2 separate regions of the Homo sapiens genome follow, and region 2 is linked to region 1. The links are chromatin loops, found by intact Hi-C in ENCODE. Cell type or tissue: GM12878. All regions are shown on one strand. Links, peaks and the distances in the headings refer to the core of each region. The heading gives the core; the rest is flanking DNA.

The links. Peaks named below come from ENCODE experiments on the same cell type or tissue, not always from the same donor. Only the 100,000 strongest peaks of a DNase experiment are listed, where the experiment ranks them.
Region 2: it touches region 1 in a loop (7-fold over the local background); 3 of 110 quality-filtered maps call a loop at or near these places.

What each region holds. Positions count from the first base shown.
Region 1 is chr12:93,163,302-93,171,635 of GRCh38, reverse strand. All of the region lies in intron 3 of LOC643339 (a long non-coding RNA gene), which reads left to right. Among named protein-coding and RNA genes, the nearest start is that of LINC02412, 6.9 kb to the left of the region's middle. RefSeq lists an enhancer at 3,396-3,945. In GM12878, for the core only: no CTCF peak of the experiment used is centred there; DNase peaks (open chromatin) are centred at 3,635 and 4,535; H3K4me3 peaks cover 1,939 bases; H3K27ac peaks cover 4,965 bases.
Region 2 is chr12:93,241,093-93,249,426 of GRCh38, reverse strand. All of the region lies in intron 2 of LOC643339 (a long non-coding RNA gene), which reads left to right. Among named protein-coding and RNA genes, the nearest start is that of LINC02412, 71 kb to the right of the region's middle. RefSeq lists an enhancer at 5,466-5,725. In GM12878, for the core only: no CTCF peak of the experiment used is centred there; DNase peaks (open chromatin) are centred at 3,676, 4,586, 5,106, 5,836 and 1 weaker place; H3K4me3 peaks cover 1,818 bases; H3K27ac peaks cover 4,800 bases.

The sequences.
Region 1 (8,334 bases), core at 284-8,283:
TTTCAGAAACTCATTCCAGGCCATCTCCATAGTGCATGCCCGAGTGTTCCAGCTCTGCTATTTCATCCATCTCTGTGATGGCTTCCCCTGGACCTCCGCCTTGTAGAGGCCATCTATTTTCTACATCCTTGAGTGCTCAGTGGTGACCAAGGCAAGAGGATAAGAGTCAGGGTGAGGAAAATTGCATCAGGGGGATGGAAGAGAAAATGAAATGGAGTCAAAGGTCACCATTACACCTTAAGGAGTCCTCAAGAGCACTTCATAATCATCATGTAATCTGCAAATGCACATCTGGAGGTAATTATATCCAGCTAGGACAAATTATTTCTACTTTTATCTTAGCAATTGACCTAGTATATGAAGTGGAAGCAATTCACTGTTCTCTGCCTCTGTTTCCCCACTTAAACAAGAGGGAAGAGATCATTTTCACGGAGTGTTGGAAAAGTACTTTTTCATCATTAGAGAAAGTCTGTAAAAAATTAGTTACTGAATCTGGCTCTGGCATGAGGACATGGGCTAAAACTGAGTTTTTGATCTGTTGCAACTGGTATGTTGTTGGGGACGCTGCCATTTCTTGAAGTTTCTCTCATCTTTCCAGCAGAAAGAGTTGGGCTTCTTATAAGAAGTTGATGTATATTTATTAACAGCTAATATGAGTTATGTATCTAATAATGGTTTCCTCTTCCCTTTGGCTGCTTACAAAGGGCAGAGCCAAATAGGCCAGCACTTGGAAGAATGTGGGATTTCACAGAACGCCTTTTATGTCCTAACCACAGCCCTGCTACTCATTTTTCTATCCTATCTTTTTCCCCCATTACTTTTATTTAACTGATGGTATCTTGCTGAATTTTGTGCATCTTGGTAAGCCATCCTCAAGCCTTCCCAGGACAACACAAATAAGTAAATAAATAGTTATTGACTCAGATGTTTTTAATCATAGACTTGATTCCTGGCTGTGCTTTAGGGAAGCACTTTGTTACTGGCACACAAGTTACTCAAAGTATCAATGTTCCATCACTTTCTAGAATGAACTAATACAGCAGAGATCAATTTATGACAAAAAGCTATAGTATATTAAACTCCAGAGTTCCCAGCTGGAAGAAATTGTAATTTTAGAGTTGGTTGATCCAGAAATAGATGTTGACAATTGACTCAATTTTGGTAATGTTTTAAATGAGTCTGTATTTTATTAATACATATACAAATGATAAATTTATAATTTTTTATTGTATTTTATTAGTCACAACCAATCTACACACATTTGAAAATGGTGGCATATACATATGGTGAAAATATCATTTTCACTGGGTGTCAAATTATGTTGGTGAGCTTATAAACTAGAAGATCCATTGCAAGAAGGCCATAGATTCCCTAGAGGTGAAGCTTTGCAGGCTGGAAATCTTGGCATTCTTCCTTTACTCATTTGTTAAGGCATATTGAGTTAGGTGCTAGTGTTCCTAGGCATGCTTTTGTATTACAGTGCTTCGCTTTCATGAAAATTGGAAAACAATTGGCTCAAACTCAACCTTTAGTAACAAAATTTCCCTTCTGACTTTCTAGACATGTGTCAAAATTACTTCATTAAATTTCAACAGTGTTTAAGCATGCGTTTGTACTGTGATTTTCACTTATTAAGCGCTCTGATGTAATATCTTGTTTTCAATTATATGTAATTTATCAATTATATATTCCTATTAAAGAACAGATTCAAGAAGAGAGGGATCTGATTTTGTGAAAAAGAAATTGTAGGGAAGAAAATCACTGGACTGAGGTCATGCTGCAAGTTAGAGGCCAACCCTAGACAGGAACTTTGTTTTCTAATTTTCTAAAGAGATGGGGTCTTGCTACTTTGCCCAGGTTGGCCTCAAACTCCTGGGCTCCAGCAATCCTCCTGCTTCAGCCTGCCCAATATCTGGACTACAGACACAAGCCACCACACCCAGCTAGAGCTTTTTCTTTCTTTTCTTCTTTTCTTTCCTTTTCCCTCCTTCCTTTCCCTCCCTCCCTCCCCTTCCTTTCTTCCCTCCCTCCCTCCTTCCTTCCTTCCTCTCTTTCTCTCTCCTTCCTTCCTCCCCTCTCTCCCTCCCTCCTTCCTTTCTTTCTCTCTTTCTCTCCTTCCTTCCTTCCTTCCTTCCTTCCTTCCTTCCTTCCTTCCAGGTCTCTCTCTACCCTGCTCAAGCCATCCCCCGCCTCAGCCTCCCCCACTCCCTCAGAGTATCTGGTACTACAGGTGCATGCCACCACATTCAGCTAGCTTTTGTATCTTTGTAGAGACGGGGTTTCACCATGCTGCCCAGGCTGGTCTCATACTCCTGGGCTCAAGTGATCCTTCCGCCTTGGCCTCCCAAAGTGCTGGGATTACAGGTGTTTACCACCACACTGGCAGAATTTTATTTCTTAAAATGATTTTTGCTGTTTTTTCCTTTATCTTATATTGCCTAAGGGCTTTCTTTTTTTTTTTTTTTTAATATTTTTAAGTAAACAGGGTCTCAAGCCTTCAGCCACCCCTTCATCTCTTATATTTCCCTCCAGTGAAATCATAGTACTATGCACAGGCCTGGGTCTCCTTGTCTTTCAACAACTTTGGCTTCCACTGGGGTCTTGAAATCCCTCCGCCATCAATATACAATAAGAAATCCAGCTTTTCCACTCCAGCTGGCAGCTTTTCTGCTACACAGATTAGCTTTTTCATGAACAAAAACTGGCACATCTGATCTATTGGAATTTTATGGCTGCTTAATGGAATTTATTGAAGGCAGCTCAGCAAAGTAGTGTTGCTATGTCTAGTCATGCCTCAGGAAGTGTCTGTACTTAAACCCCAATATGAAAAAGCATTCAAATCCCAGCACTTTGGGAGGCTGAGGCAGGAGGATCGTGGGGGTCGGGAGTTTGAGACCAGCCTGACCAACATGGAGAAACCCCGTCTCTATTAAAAATACAAAACTAGCCGGGCGTGGTGGTGCATGCCTGTAATTCCAGCTACTTGGGAGGCTGAGGCAGGAGAAGAACTTGAACCCGGGAGGCAGAGGTTGCAGTAAGCCGAGATCGCGCCATTGCACTCCAGTCTGGGCAACAAAAGTGAAACTCCATCTCAAAAATAAATAAATACATACATACATAAAATAAAAAAATAAAAAATAAATAAAAGGCCCCCTTGCTTGAACAACGTCCCCTGCAGATACTTTCTGGGCACAAGGGACGCCGTAAGGGCTCCACTTTGCTTATCTCCGCGCGAATCTTTTACTCATCCTGACACGGGCTAGTTCTAATTGATAATCCGTCTTGCTTCCTGGGAATCCCCGAGGAATTTTTAAGAGAAAAATGCAACTTGTTTTGTGAACGGAAAAACAAGTTTGGCTAAGAGTAAACAAATAATAATGAAAGAAAAGCTCATGAGAAAAATAAAAATGAAACAAAAGCACTCTTTCTTTCCTTTAGGGCAGTGCAGGGGACGGAAGGACAGTGGGAGAGGGTGGGAAACGCAGAGGAGGCGGCTGAGTTTATTTTTAACATCAAGTTAAAGACATACTCTGTGTTCTTTCCTTTTAAAAATAGGCTTTTAACGTCTTGAAGCATTTTGACTATTCTGCCTGTGAGGTAAAACCCCTTTTGTGGCTGGCAACTCCCACTGGGTCTTTTCCCATCATTAAAGGCTTACTGGCCAAGTAGTTAGAGCGTTGGAAAAACCCCAGCACTTTTCTTCAAAGGTTCCTCATTAGCATATGCACACAGCTTCTGTGCGCAGAGAGGCTTAGAAACCCTGGCTGCTTACCTGGAGCTTGAGCTTCCTTGCATTTTTCAGAACTGATGGTTAGGGGAAAATCCTCTTTTTAAAATAGTTTGGATTCATGAAATAGTGGAGACAGTCTTTTTTCAGTCCACTGCAAAATTTATTAGTTGAGTTTATGAATAACGCAACATACCGACACCTATAAAATTTGATATGGGTGAACAGATATGGTAATAGCTAATCTCTAACACTTTTTGAAGGCTTCCTATGGGCCAGATACTGTCTATATGCATTTAATGCTCTGAACAGTGCTCTCAGGGTACATAATATTATCATCCCATTTTACAGATGAAGAAACTTGAACTCAAGGCTATTAAATAACAAACTCAGTGAGTGAGTTTGGGGGAAGAGATTCAAACTCAGGCAAGACAGTCAGTTCAGGTCCACTGCTAGCCCATACCATAAGTACATAATTAGAAAAGAAGTCCCTACTTTAAGATATTTTTGCTTCCATCTTTTGGAAAGTTATCAAAAATACCAATTTTGTTAGAAGAAGACATTTTGCTGCCACTTACAAGACTGTTGTCACAATAAATATATAGATCTGCAATGTGTTGATGAGGTGAAGCATGCCCCCTTAGATGTGACAAACTTGTGCAGTGCACAGCCTGCACAAAGGTCCATGACAGCTGTTCGGTACACGTACACATGCAAACACACATGTACGCTTCCACAGAAGAAAAAAAAGGCTGTTTTAGTTTAGTCTTTTGGTCTTTTAGAGGTAACCAGGCTGATCTGACTTCAGGAACAGCTCTTCTATGTGGCTCAGTCTAGAATGAGTATAGATCATATAAAAGGGTCTGAAACTGGTTGTATTTGTACATAGTTCAAAAATATCCTACTCTTACTTCCTCTTTGCTTCTCCTCTGGGGAATAAACACTCAATAAACATTTTACACAGGAAGTTCCGTGTACATAGGTGTGTTAAAGGATGAGGATAAAATAAATAGAATAGTTCACAAAACTGGGGAGATTAAACTTTTATTACAGAAAATTTCAAACATATACTGAAGTAGAACAAAAAGTATAATGAACCCCACTTTCCTCCATGAACCTAACATCCAGCTGTAAAAATCATCGACTGATGGCCATTCCTGCTTCGTCTGGATTTCCACTCGCTCTCCTCCATATTGAAGCAATTCCTAGACACATCATTTTAGCCAAAAATATTTCAGTACATTTCTCTTCAAGATATGAAATCTTTTCAAAATATAACCACAATACCATTATTACATCTAAACAGAAATAATAAAAAGTCTTTAATATCATCATATAGCCAGTGTTCAAAATTTTAACTGTCTCTCAAATGTCCCAAATTTTCTTTTTTCATTTGTCTGTTTTTACCTTGTGTTTTTTGAAATGGGAACCAACTAAGTTCAAACATCCCATTGGTTGTTACGTTTCTTAAGTCTCTTTTAATGTACAAGTTCTCCCTTCATCTTCCTTCATCTCTCTCTCTCTCTTTTTTCTTTTTTTCCAGAGTCTGCATTTTGCTGATGGCATCCAAGTAATGTTTAACGTGGTTCTCTGCTGCAGAATCCTTTCTGTATCTGTATATTCTTTTAAGGTGCTTGGGTGAATTTGATCCATAGCCAGGCTTGGAAAATACTGGAGAAGTTGTGTTTCTGCTTCTGGATTTCTTAATGTCTTTTATCTTTTTTTTTAATTTCATTTTTCTATTTCTTTCTTTTTTTTTTTTTTTTTGAGATGGAGTCTCGCTCTGTCACTCAGGCTGGAGTGCAGTGGTGTGATCTTGGCTCACTGCAAGCTCCGCCTCCCAGGTTCATGCCATTTTTCTATTTCTTAAATCCTCTATAGGAAATAAGGATTTCTTAATGTCTGGGTTGAAAAAACAAAACTCAGAGGAACCTGAGTACAATCATAAAAGTACATGTCCACCACCTGTTGACAGACGATGAATGTTGGCTTGAATATAGAGGGCATCTAGAATCCCTGGGGCAACTAAGGGGGCTGCAGGGGAACAACTTCTCAGCCAGGCTTGAGATGGGCAACAGAGCTGAATTAGCAGTGCTGGAAAAAAAAAGAGGACCTTCCAGCTGGGGGATTTGGTCTCACTTGAGGCCCTGTGGGAACTAGTAACCAGCAGGTGAATTGTTAATTAGCAGGCAAAGCCTGGCCTGGAATAAGCTGGTGCTTGACTTCAGTGGAGTTTAAATAGCTGGGAAAACGATTGTTCTAAGGATACTTGACTGGAGGCATTTCCAGCACATGCTTGTGGCAGAAGGAGTGATGTGTTCTGTCCTAGGCACCTCTGCTGCTTCTGTCATCGACCTAGGTGATATGCTTTGGCTGTGTCCCCACCCAAATCCCATGTGTCATGGAAGGGACTCGGTGGGAGGTAATTGATTCATGGGGGCAGGCCTTTCCTGTGCTATTCTCATGATAGTGAATAAGTCCCATGAGATCTGACAGTTTTATAAAGGAGAGATCCTCCACACATGCTCTTTTGCCTTCTGCCATGTAACACGTGACTTTGCTCCTCCTTTGCCTTCTGCCATGATTGTGAGGCCTCCCCAGCCATGTGGAACTGTGAGTCCATTAAACCTCTTTCCATATAAATTACCCAGTCTCAGGTATGTCTTTATTAGCAGCGTGAGAACAGACTAATACACTGGGCTTGCTTTCTTCTGTGCATCTTCTTTTTGTTTTGTTTTGTTTTTGGAGACAGAGTCTCACTCTGTAGCCCAGGCTGGAGTGCAGTGGTGTGATCTTGGCTCACTGCAACCTCTGCCTCCTGGGTTCAAGCAATTCTCTGCCTCAGCCTCCCAAGTAGCTAAGATTACAGGTGCCAGCCACCATGCCTGGCTAAATTTTTGTATTTTAGCAGAGATGGGGTTTCACCATGTTGGCCAGGCTGGTCTCAAACTCCTGACCTCAAGTGATCCACCTGCCTTGGCCTCCCAAAGTGTTGGGATTACAGGCATGAGCCACCACGCCAGGCCTCTTCTGTGCATCTCAAAGGCTTGAGAAAAATTTTTTTTTTTTTAAATAAATAACAGAGCATTACATTTCCTTGGTGAGGGGTTTTGGGGCTTTTTTCCCCATGTCCACATTGATCTGTCAACACCTGCCCCAGGTCCCTGCTGTTCTCCTTGCCCCATACCTGCTGCCAAAAGAGGTGCTTGCTGTCAGAAAGCCGGGGTCAAAGTGTCTCTACCACTGGCTAGCTGGGCAACCTTGGGTAGGTCCCTCAGTTCTCTGAGCCCTGTAATCTTTATGTAAAATAAAGATTGTATCACCTGCTCCACCTACCATAAGAGGCTGTTGTGAGAATCAGCCTCTTATGGTAGGTGGAGCAGGTGATCCAAAAGAGTTAATGTAGGTGAAAGTCCTGTCCTTCATTAAACCACAAAGCATCATCCAATTGCTCTTGTTGCCTGCTGCCTCCTCTCTACTTGTAGTCATTCATTCCTGGCTGAGAGTGCAGAAGTTGAACAAGGCCCCATTACTTTTTAGTTGTATCATTTGGGGCGAGTCATGCTGTGAATTTCTGTTTCCTCATACATAAAATGGGAATAACTTTACCTAGCATTTATTTACATCCTTCTTTATTTACACTGCACCTTGACCCAATGATGTTATCAGCACGAAAGCCGAGATAAACACACATAAAGCACCTAACCTAGACTTGGCACCCAGTCGGTACTCAGTAAAAGGGAATTCTTTCCTTCCCTGTTTGTGGAAATTGGACTATGGTATAACCCAGCTGAGATGCCTTCCTTTATAAAGAAAGAACTCCTCCTCTAATTGCTGAGGATAGTACTGTCTGCTACTCCTTCACCCTCAACTTTTTATCTCAGTGCTTTGCTCAAGGCCCAAACATGCTTAAAATTCTCTTTTGAAGTCTGTAGACTAGGGAGTTATATAATGGAGTCTTCTTTTATTACTTGGGGATAAAGATTCCTCAACAGCACGTGTGAAAAAGACTCAAATATTTGGTTGACTGCAAAATTAACATGAGTCAACAGTGTGATGAACAAGCAAGAAATGTATTTTAGGAAGTATGAAGGGAATGGTCCAGTGAGAGGATAGCCTTAGACTCATTCTCCTCATGTTGGTCAGACTACGCTTGGACTAAAGGACTCAGTTCCAGATGCTGATGCCTGGGGATGGATCATCAGAAAGGAGTGCTAGCAAAGAGCTTGGGATGCAGGGTGTTTGAGTAACTTTCAGAAAAACTGAGGCTCCTTAAACTGCAAAAGATGTATTTCAGGAGAGATATGTATTGTCTCTTGTTTCTTGAACGGACTGAACAAAACACCACCACTTTGGATTTACTTAAGAGTAATAATTTCTAAGGAGTATGTAGAAGTACACATTTGAGGTTATGTGACTCCCAGGGGAAGAATTAGGGACAGTAGGTAGAAGTTATGGAGAAGTAGTTTTAGTGGTATTTCTGTTTCTATTCCTCTTTACAACTCTGGGTTTTCGGAAGAATTAGCTATTAAAACTATTTAAAACTTGGCTTTCTTACAGCCAGTTTCAGCATGATGTTACATACAAAAGATATTCAAAGCAATATT
Region 2 (8,334 bases), core at 303-8,302, 78 kb before region 1:
TCTTTTTCCATCTTCAATTGCCAACATCTTGAGGTTAAGGTGTTATAAAACCCAAAGGGAGGGATTGAAACTGCCATTGCAAAATTGTAACTGAGACAGTGGAAGAGATCTGACCTAACTGACTACATCTCGCTTCTAACCTTCAGGCTGTTCTTGTTCATTCCTGGGTGTAGGCTGAATTGACTTTGGGAGGAAATTATTTTATAGTTTATGGTTTAAAACAAAGACAGTAACAATCCTTTCCCAAAACAAACCTTATTGCCTGGGGACTAGACTGCCTTTGTAGGACTAACAAATTAGCCACAAGATTAGACATTATGGTTTAGGAGTTATGCAGTTGGAGGCTACAAGATTCTGACCCTCCCTAAACTGTTCCTAAGATCAGTGCTTGAGATATTTTGCAGACCCGGAACCTGATGGATCAGCTGGCACCACCCAGATCAATAAACTGGCTCATCTGATCTTGTGGCCCCCTGATCTTGTGGCCCCCCACCCAGGGACTGACTCAGCCCAAGAAGACAGCTTCAATTCCCTACGATTTCATGTCTGACCCAACCAATCAGCACTCTCAACTCACTGGCCTTCCCCCACCCACCAAATTATCCTTAAAAACTCTGATCCACAAATGTTCAGCAAGACTGATTTGAGTAATAATAAGCTCTGGTCTCCTGCCCAAAAAAAAAAAAAAAAAAAAGGGAATATTTCAAGAGAAAAACAATCTTAACCCAAAGCATTCCTTAATAATGGTGGAATTTTAGGAGGCAGAGGTGTTTAGGGGTTGGGGGGCCTTCCTGGTAACACTTAGGTCAGATCTCCTACCTTCCACCAAGCTGTTTCTCTCCCAAAACAGGGCCTTTGCATGTGCTATTCACTTGGCCAGGATTTTGCCTCCCATCCTCATTCCTTTCACTACTTAGCACCTACTCATCTTGAAGGTCTCAGTTGAAGCATCACTTTCTCAGGGAAGCCCTTGCTGACCTCTTGGACTGGGTCAGATTCCATTAATGGTGCTCACGGCACCATGACCATGTCTTCTTAGCACTTGCCACAGCTTCCATTTTCCATACATTTATGTGACTATTCGATTGTTGGCTGACTCCCCTACTAGATACCAAGTTCCATAAGGGCAGCAGTCAGGCTTGCTCTTGGTCATTTGTATCTGCAGCATGTGTACCTTATCTGATTCATGGTGGGCCCCTATTAAATAGTTGTTGACCAAATAGACCAGGAAACTTCAGTGTCTTTAGGCGTCTTCCTTTTTACTCCTGTCACCCCCACTGTCTTATGGAAGCCAAGAACATACATCAGTATCCTTCTACACAGAAGCTTGTAAATATAAAACGTGGCAGAGCAAAGCAAAGGATGTTAAGTAGTCTCTTTTTTCCTGTTCCTTCCACATAGTCCCTTCACAATGCTCCATACGGACACAGTGCCAATGAGGCATGCACATGCTTGTGCCTGCTGGGGGTGAAGCCCATACCAAGCACATCATAACACTCCTTGGGACAAACTTTAAATAACACAGGCATAGTCATACTGTGGCCAAACCTGTGGACCCGAGCTTGCTGTTCAAGGCCCACAGCTCCAGGACACTGTCCTTTGCAGAAGTTGATTAGCATGATTTGGACCATTGAACTAGAACTCCCTACCTCCCTAAGCAAAGCTTAATCTCGACTGTTTCTGCTTCTGTATTGGAAAAAGAGCTGTCCAGCTTTTGCAGATAAGATCAGGGCCATTTATGAAAGCCGTCTTTACCTTTCTTCTCTTTCCTGCAGGCTGTGATGGTCACATATGGTTATTGCTGGGTCTACATCACCCTGGGAGATTTGTCTAAAAACTGAAAGACAACACTCTGGCCTCAGACCAAATGTGGAGTAGAAATGGCCTAGCTTCTTGGCAGCTTCTCAGTTCCACTGACAGCAGCCTTGCTTGTGGAGGTGGCTGGTATCAGGAATATCTCGAGCTTGGGTCCTGGGAAAATTTTTTTCTGTTGCTTTTGTCAGGAATGGGGTGAGGGAAGCTTTAAAGACTCTCTCTCTCTGTCTCTCTCTCTCTCTCTGTGGCATATTTTACATCTTTTTCTTTCTTTTTTTTTTTTTGAGACGTAGTTTCGCTCTTGTTGACCAGGCTGGAGTGCAATGGCGCGATGTTGGCTCACCGCAACCTCTGCCTCCCGGGTCCAAGTGATTCTCCTGCCTCAGCCTCCCGAGTTGCTGGGATTACAGGCATGCACCACCATGCCCGGCTAATTTTTGTATTTTTAGTAGAGACAGGGTTTCTCATGTTGGTCAGGCTGGTCTTGAACTCCTGACCTCAGGTGATCCACCCACCTTGGCATCCCAAAGTGTTGGGATTACAGGTGTGAGCCACCGTGCCTGGCCTACATCAAATATTTTTTAAAATCCTAGAACAAACCAAGATAGATTTCGCTCTAGGAACAGCATCTATCTGTCATTTATAATTGAGACTTTTTAATGTAACTCTCAAGTTTGAGGAACAGAGATTAATTTACATCAAGTGTTTTATAATTGCAATTATTTTGGAGGAGTGAAGGTAGGAAAACAGATCATAATTTAGATTACATGGTAACTTTTTCACACAGTTTAATAAGAAGATTTAAGATGGAGGATTTGGGATCGTCAACCCAAATAGACTTCATTGTTCTTCCAAAAATGGCACGCACAATAAAAGAACAGTGATAATAATAGTGATTACATGTGTGGGCTCAGGTATTGGTTTGAAATCTCAGGTTATTCACTGTGTGACTTCTGGATAATTAAGTCCCTGAGCCCATTTGCAAGCCAGGAAGAGTAATTCCTGCCTGTAGAGTTGTGAGGTGTTTTTTGTTGTTGTTGTTGTTTGTTTGTTTGTTTATTTTTTACAGGATCTCACTCTCTCGACCAGGCTGGAGTGATGTTTTTGATATAAAAACCTATAGGGGGCTGGGCACGGAGGCCCATGCCTGTAATCCCAGCACTTTGGAAGGCCGAGGTGGGTGGATCACTTGAGGCCAGGAGTTCGAGACCAGCCTGGCCAACATGGTGAAACCTCATCTCTACTAAAAATACAAAAATTAGCTGGGCATGGTGGTGCGTGCCTATAATCCCAGTTACTCAGGAGGCTGAGGCATGAGAATCGCTTGAATCTGGAAGGCAGAAGTTGCAGTGAACTGAAACTGCGCAATTGGACTCCAGCATGAGTGACAGAGTAAGACTCTGTCTCAAAAAACAAACAAACAAACAAAAACCTGTGGGGTAGGCAGAGTGTGGAGAGAAAAGAAAAAAAATCCGCCTAAGGGGTAGATAATCTTAGCCAGGTTTTTAGATAAGAAAACTGAGGTCCGGGGTGGTTAGGTGACTAGCCCAGAGTTGCACAGCTAATAAATGGCAGTATCTCAGAACCAGGACCTACATTCAGGTTTTCTAATCCCAATTTAAGGAATTCTTTCTATTATGCCACAGCACTAAAAGTTCAACTAAAATCAGATTGAGAAATTTAAAAGTGTATATTCTATTTATATAACAAATTATGATACTCTCTTATTAGCCTGGAAGAGCAATTTGAAATTTTCAGACAATTTCATTCACTTGCTCTCTGTAAGCCCCAGGAGGATGTGGGTTTTTTCAGATGAGAAGGTATGGAGGATTAGGGGTTTACAGAGCTTCTCGAAAGTCACAGGGCTAGGTTGGGGGCAGGTGTGCTGACAATAGTGCAGCTGCAACTAGGCCTGCCCCCAACAGAGAGTCCCTCTGTGATCCTGCAGGGCCTCGCCAGCACAGGGGCGGGCACCAACTAGACTCCGATGAGTGCGAATTCACTGATAACAGTTAACAGTATTGAATGCCCCAGCTGTGCAGGTTGGGAATTACCTGTATTTTCCCACTTAATCCTTAAGATAATCCACCAGGTTTTTTTCGTTTGTTTGTTTTGTTTTTGAGACAGAGTCTTGCTCTGTTGCCCAGGCAGGAGTGCAGTGGCACGATCTCGGCTCACTGCAACCTCTGCCTCCCGGGTTCAAGTGATTCTCCTGCCTCAGCCTCCTGAGTAGATGGAACTGCAGGCATGTGCCACCACACCCAGCTAATTTTTGTATTTTTAGTAGAGATGGGTTTTCGCCATGTTGGCCAGGCTGGCCTTGAACTCCTGACCTCAAATGACCTGCCCACCTTAGCCTCCCAAAGTGCTGGGATTACAGGCGTGAGCACCACGCCCGGCCGCTACCAGGTTTTGGAGAGGTCATAAACTGAGGAGTGTTCTGCCTGATTCTAACATCTACACACTCACCCATTACATACATACATTCCATTTTGATAAATCAAGTCAGGCTTGCTAATCTTAATTTGGTGCCCTTTCCAGTAGTAATTAGTTTTACTGTGGGCCAATAAAAACCAAGATTCCATATCAAGCACAGAACAATTCAACCAACAGATCCCTAGAAACCTATCAAGAAGGAAGAAAAAGAGATTAAGGAGATTTGGGCAGATCCTTCATAGCTCTCCTTGCAACTTTAATCAACATACAGCATGTTCTCGCAGGGGGAGGTCCCCACCCTCAGCATTGAAAGTGAAATAACACACTCTGTGTTGCTGATCCTGGATTGAAACGTATGACCTACAGAAACTCAATGAGCTTGAATTAATGTTTGTTAAAGAAGAAATATGGTTTTTAAAAGTAGTATCCTTTTGATCCCTGACTGCAAAATACTCAGCTTGGCGCTAACTTAGCTTCTTCCCCTATATACCGTGTCTCTCTCTCTCTCTTTCCCCATGTTGTAGCTATTAAGCACAAATTGAGGACCATGTGATCCTTCATCCTGAGTCAAAAGCCTTTCAAGCTCCCACCCTGAGCCATCCAAGATTCCTTAACTTTCTTTCAGCCTCTATAAAAATCAATTATTGTTCTGTTTTATATACGTACACTGAACCTCTCAACAACAGCTTGATTCAGCAGAACGCTCTGGTCTTAAACTTTTCAGTGAAGCAGTGAGTGGTGAAAGCTTTAGTGTAGCTACTGAACTGATCCTGACAGCAATAAAGGAGAAAAAAAAAGTTTGCTTCCGGAATTGTTAAGAAATGTTTTGCATTGCACAATATCTGAACCAGGAGGGCAGCTCATCAGCTGAACATATTGCCACAGAAGTGCTTCCTCCTGAAGTGGGAGGGGTTGAAAGACAAGAAGGGTCACAGGTAGGAGCTGACAAAGCTGGCAGGCAAAAGCAGCAGAACATTGAACAGAAAGGCACTGAGAATCTCTGGATCTGAAAAGTGATCAGCAGGGTAAAGGATGGCCAAGGACAGAATCCAGTCTTCCTCTTGACCACAGTGCAGCTGTTCTTTTTCTGCTCCATGAATTTGCTAAGGGGGGAAAAAGCAACCCCTGGCCTGTCTACTGTCAAGGACAGTGAAATATGCTGGGTCATGACCAAGTTGTTTCTTAGCTTCCCAGAGCTTCTAACCACTAGACAGCACTATCTCTAGTCCTTGCCGGTAAAATCAAAATTCAGTGCTCTACAGAAGGCAGCATGGTGTAGAGGAGTGCCTCCCAAACTTTAGTCTGCATGGGAATCACCTGGAGTCCTGTTAAAATAGAGATGACTGGGCCCCATGCCAGACTTTCAGATTTAGTAGATCTGGAGTGGGGCCAAGAATTTGCATTTCTAACAAGTTTCCCAGTTGTTACAGATGTTGCTGGTCTGGGAACTATGCTCTGAGAGCCTGTGGTCTAGAGGAGAAACACGGACTTGGGAGTAGACAGACATGGGTTCTGGTACCAGTTCTTCCACTTCCGGTGTGCCTTTGAGAGAGCTGCTTCTTTGAGCTTTGGTTTTCTCATCTGACAGGACAGATAATGGCAGACAATGGTAGTGTGGTTAGATGCATGGACTGTGACTGTGTTCCGATCTGGCTCTGCTACTGTCTATGTGACCTTACACAAATTATTTTCACCTCTTTATCCTTCTATTTGCTCATTTATAGAGTGGGGGTAATAGCAGCATCTACCACGTAGAGTTGCCTTGAGCCTTGAGAGAGTGAGACTATGTAAAGCATTTACAACAGTGCATGGTACATGGGAAACACTAGATAAACATTTGCTATTATGATTTTTTTGCACTTGTTAGAATTACATGGAATAAAGCATGTAAAGTGTCTTATGTGACATCAGACGCATAGAAAGTGTCTAGTAAATGTCAATTTCCTCTCCTTTACCCAAAACAAGCAAGTCAGAGTGCTGACCAAAACAATGTCCTTTAAGTGGAGATCTTAGCAGAAGGGTACAGTCAAGAAAGATAACAGCATGAGGATTTTAGCTGTTAGTGGGGCAGAGTATGTCAGATGCCACCTCTTTGTAAACTGAGGGGTCCATGCCAGCAGGGCCTTCCTTTGAGCAAAGATCAGCAACTTGGACCATTTGGACAACTTCTGCCTGGTGTTCACAGATGTGGGAAAGGTTTAAGGAACTCCTGGCAGTATATTGAAAGACCAGCATTCCCTTTGGGGAGAAGGGCTGGAATTAGCTAAGCATAGCTCAGGGCACACAGGCATCCTCATTTAAAGGCTGGCAGGACTCAGGCTAATTCATTTCCTTCATTTTCCCCTGCCCACAGATCAAGGCAGCCCTAAAATTACCACGGAGCTGATTGCTGAGGGCTAAGACAGCTGTGGTCATTTATCTTCCTTTCTGACCATGTTCTCTGGAAATGGCCTGTGAATAAACGGCAGGATGGAAGGTTAGATAAAACTGTCCATCATCCCTGTTGTATCCAGTGAGAATCTAGGGAGTTACTGTAGGACAAAGCATCTATATACATTTTGCGTAGGCTATATATTAATAACTCCCTCTTGGATATTTTTGATACCCAGTAGTATACCCTAAAGGCCCTGAGAAGTCCCACAGTGAAGAAATGATGCTTTTTATTCTTAACTCATCAGTCTTCAAATTGTTTGACCATGGAAACGTTTTTTCATTTAGACAAATAATTCCTCTTAACATACGGTAGCAAATGCTGGACCAGGCAGAAATTTAAATGTCCAGATGTGGAATTGTTTAAACAGTGAGGGCCTCTGACCTCTAGGGGGAAATAGATTAAGTTTCCAGATGCTTTAGTTTTAGCTTAGATTAAGCCATATATCAGTTTCCAAATGTTTTAGCTTATTGCTCGATCCATACTAAGTACTTGTCAAATGCTGGCTCTCCAAATATCACCAACACAACCTGCTGATAAGTCAAAGCTATCTGTATTGTTTATTGTGGTAGGGAAGATCACCTCCTAGGCAGAGCTTTGGTAATATCTCTGAGGGGAAAAAAGCAAGGTTGTATTTTATTATTTAAAAAATTATTTTATGCCTTCCGATCAGTGGTGAATTAAAAAATATGTTTTATTGGGAGTTTGGTTTAAGGTGATCTTTCGGTAAGGGAGCTTGATGAAGATTGAATAAGGATAATAACACAACAGTGTAGAATTGGAAACAGCAAGGAAAGGATTTTGAGTTGAGGGATTTGAAGATCCTTAGGGTGTTAACCGTCTGCTGGTACTTCCTGTTGAAGAGTGAAGGATCTTTTTGGGAAGTTTCTGTAATGAATAATCAAATTATTTGCTTAGGCTAGAATCTCCTGGAATAGTAAAGTTATGCTAATGAAGACAGTGGAGTAGTAAACTTACGTTAATGTAGGAAAGAAAGTGTATGTATGTGTGTGAGTGAGTGTGTGAGTGTGTGTGTGTGTTGAGAGGGAGAGAGTTAGAGAGACAGGTCAAGTCCTTAGTTCCCAAGCTGTGTATATGGGATAGATGGTTTTCATTCTCATCCTTAATTCCTGAACTTATTATATGGATGTTGCATGCTTATGTATTTTATTTTAGTTGTTTCTGCCAGGCTAGACTGAAGTGGGATATAACCTGAGGATGTTACATGTGTGTTGACTGTAGTCTACGTCACTGTTGAGTTTCCACTGTGTGTCAATGCCAAGACCACCACCACTTCCCTTGAATGTGTATTGTGTCAATGCTTGCAGATAAACTCACATTATCCAGAGCTGTGAAACTTCTCTTAAGAATGCTGTCATCTGGGGACATATCAGCAAGAATGATGTCCATTCCTTTGTTGGATTGTAGTATATTTTGGGGCAAGGAACTTCAACTTGGAAATGATGAAGTGGGCCATTGTTTGTTTGCTGAGGATAGAGCCTCCTAGAAGTAGTGAATCCCTTGGTAATGACCATGATGAGGAATGCATTGATGTGGACTGCTTTCCATTTACTGAGGAAGTTCATATGGCTTTAATGTCTTCCTTATTTTACAAAAACAAAATAAAGAATGTCACTGATCACTCAAGTTTT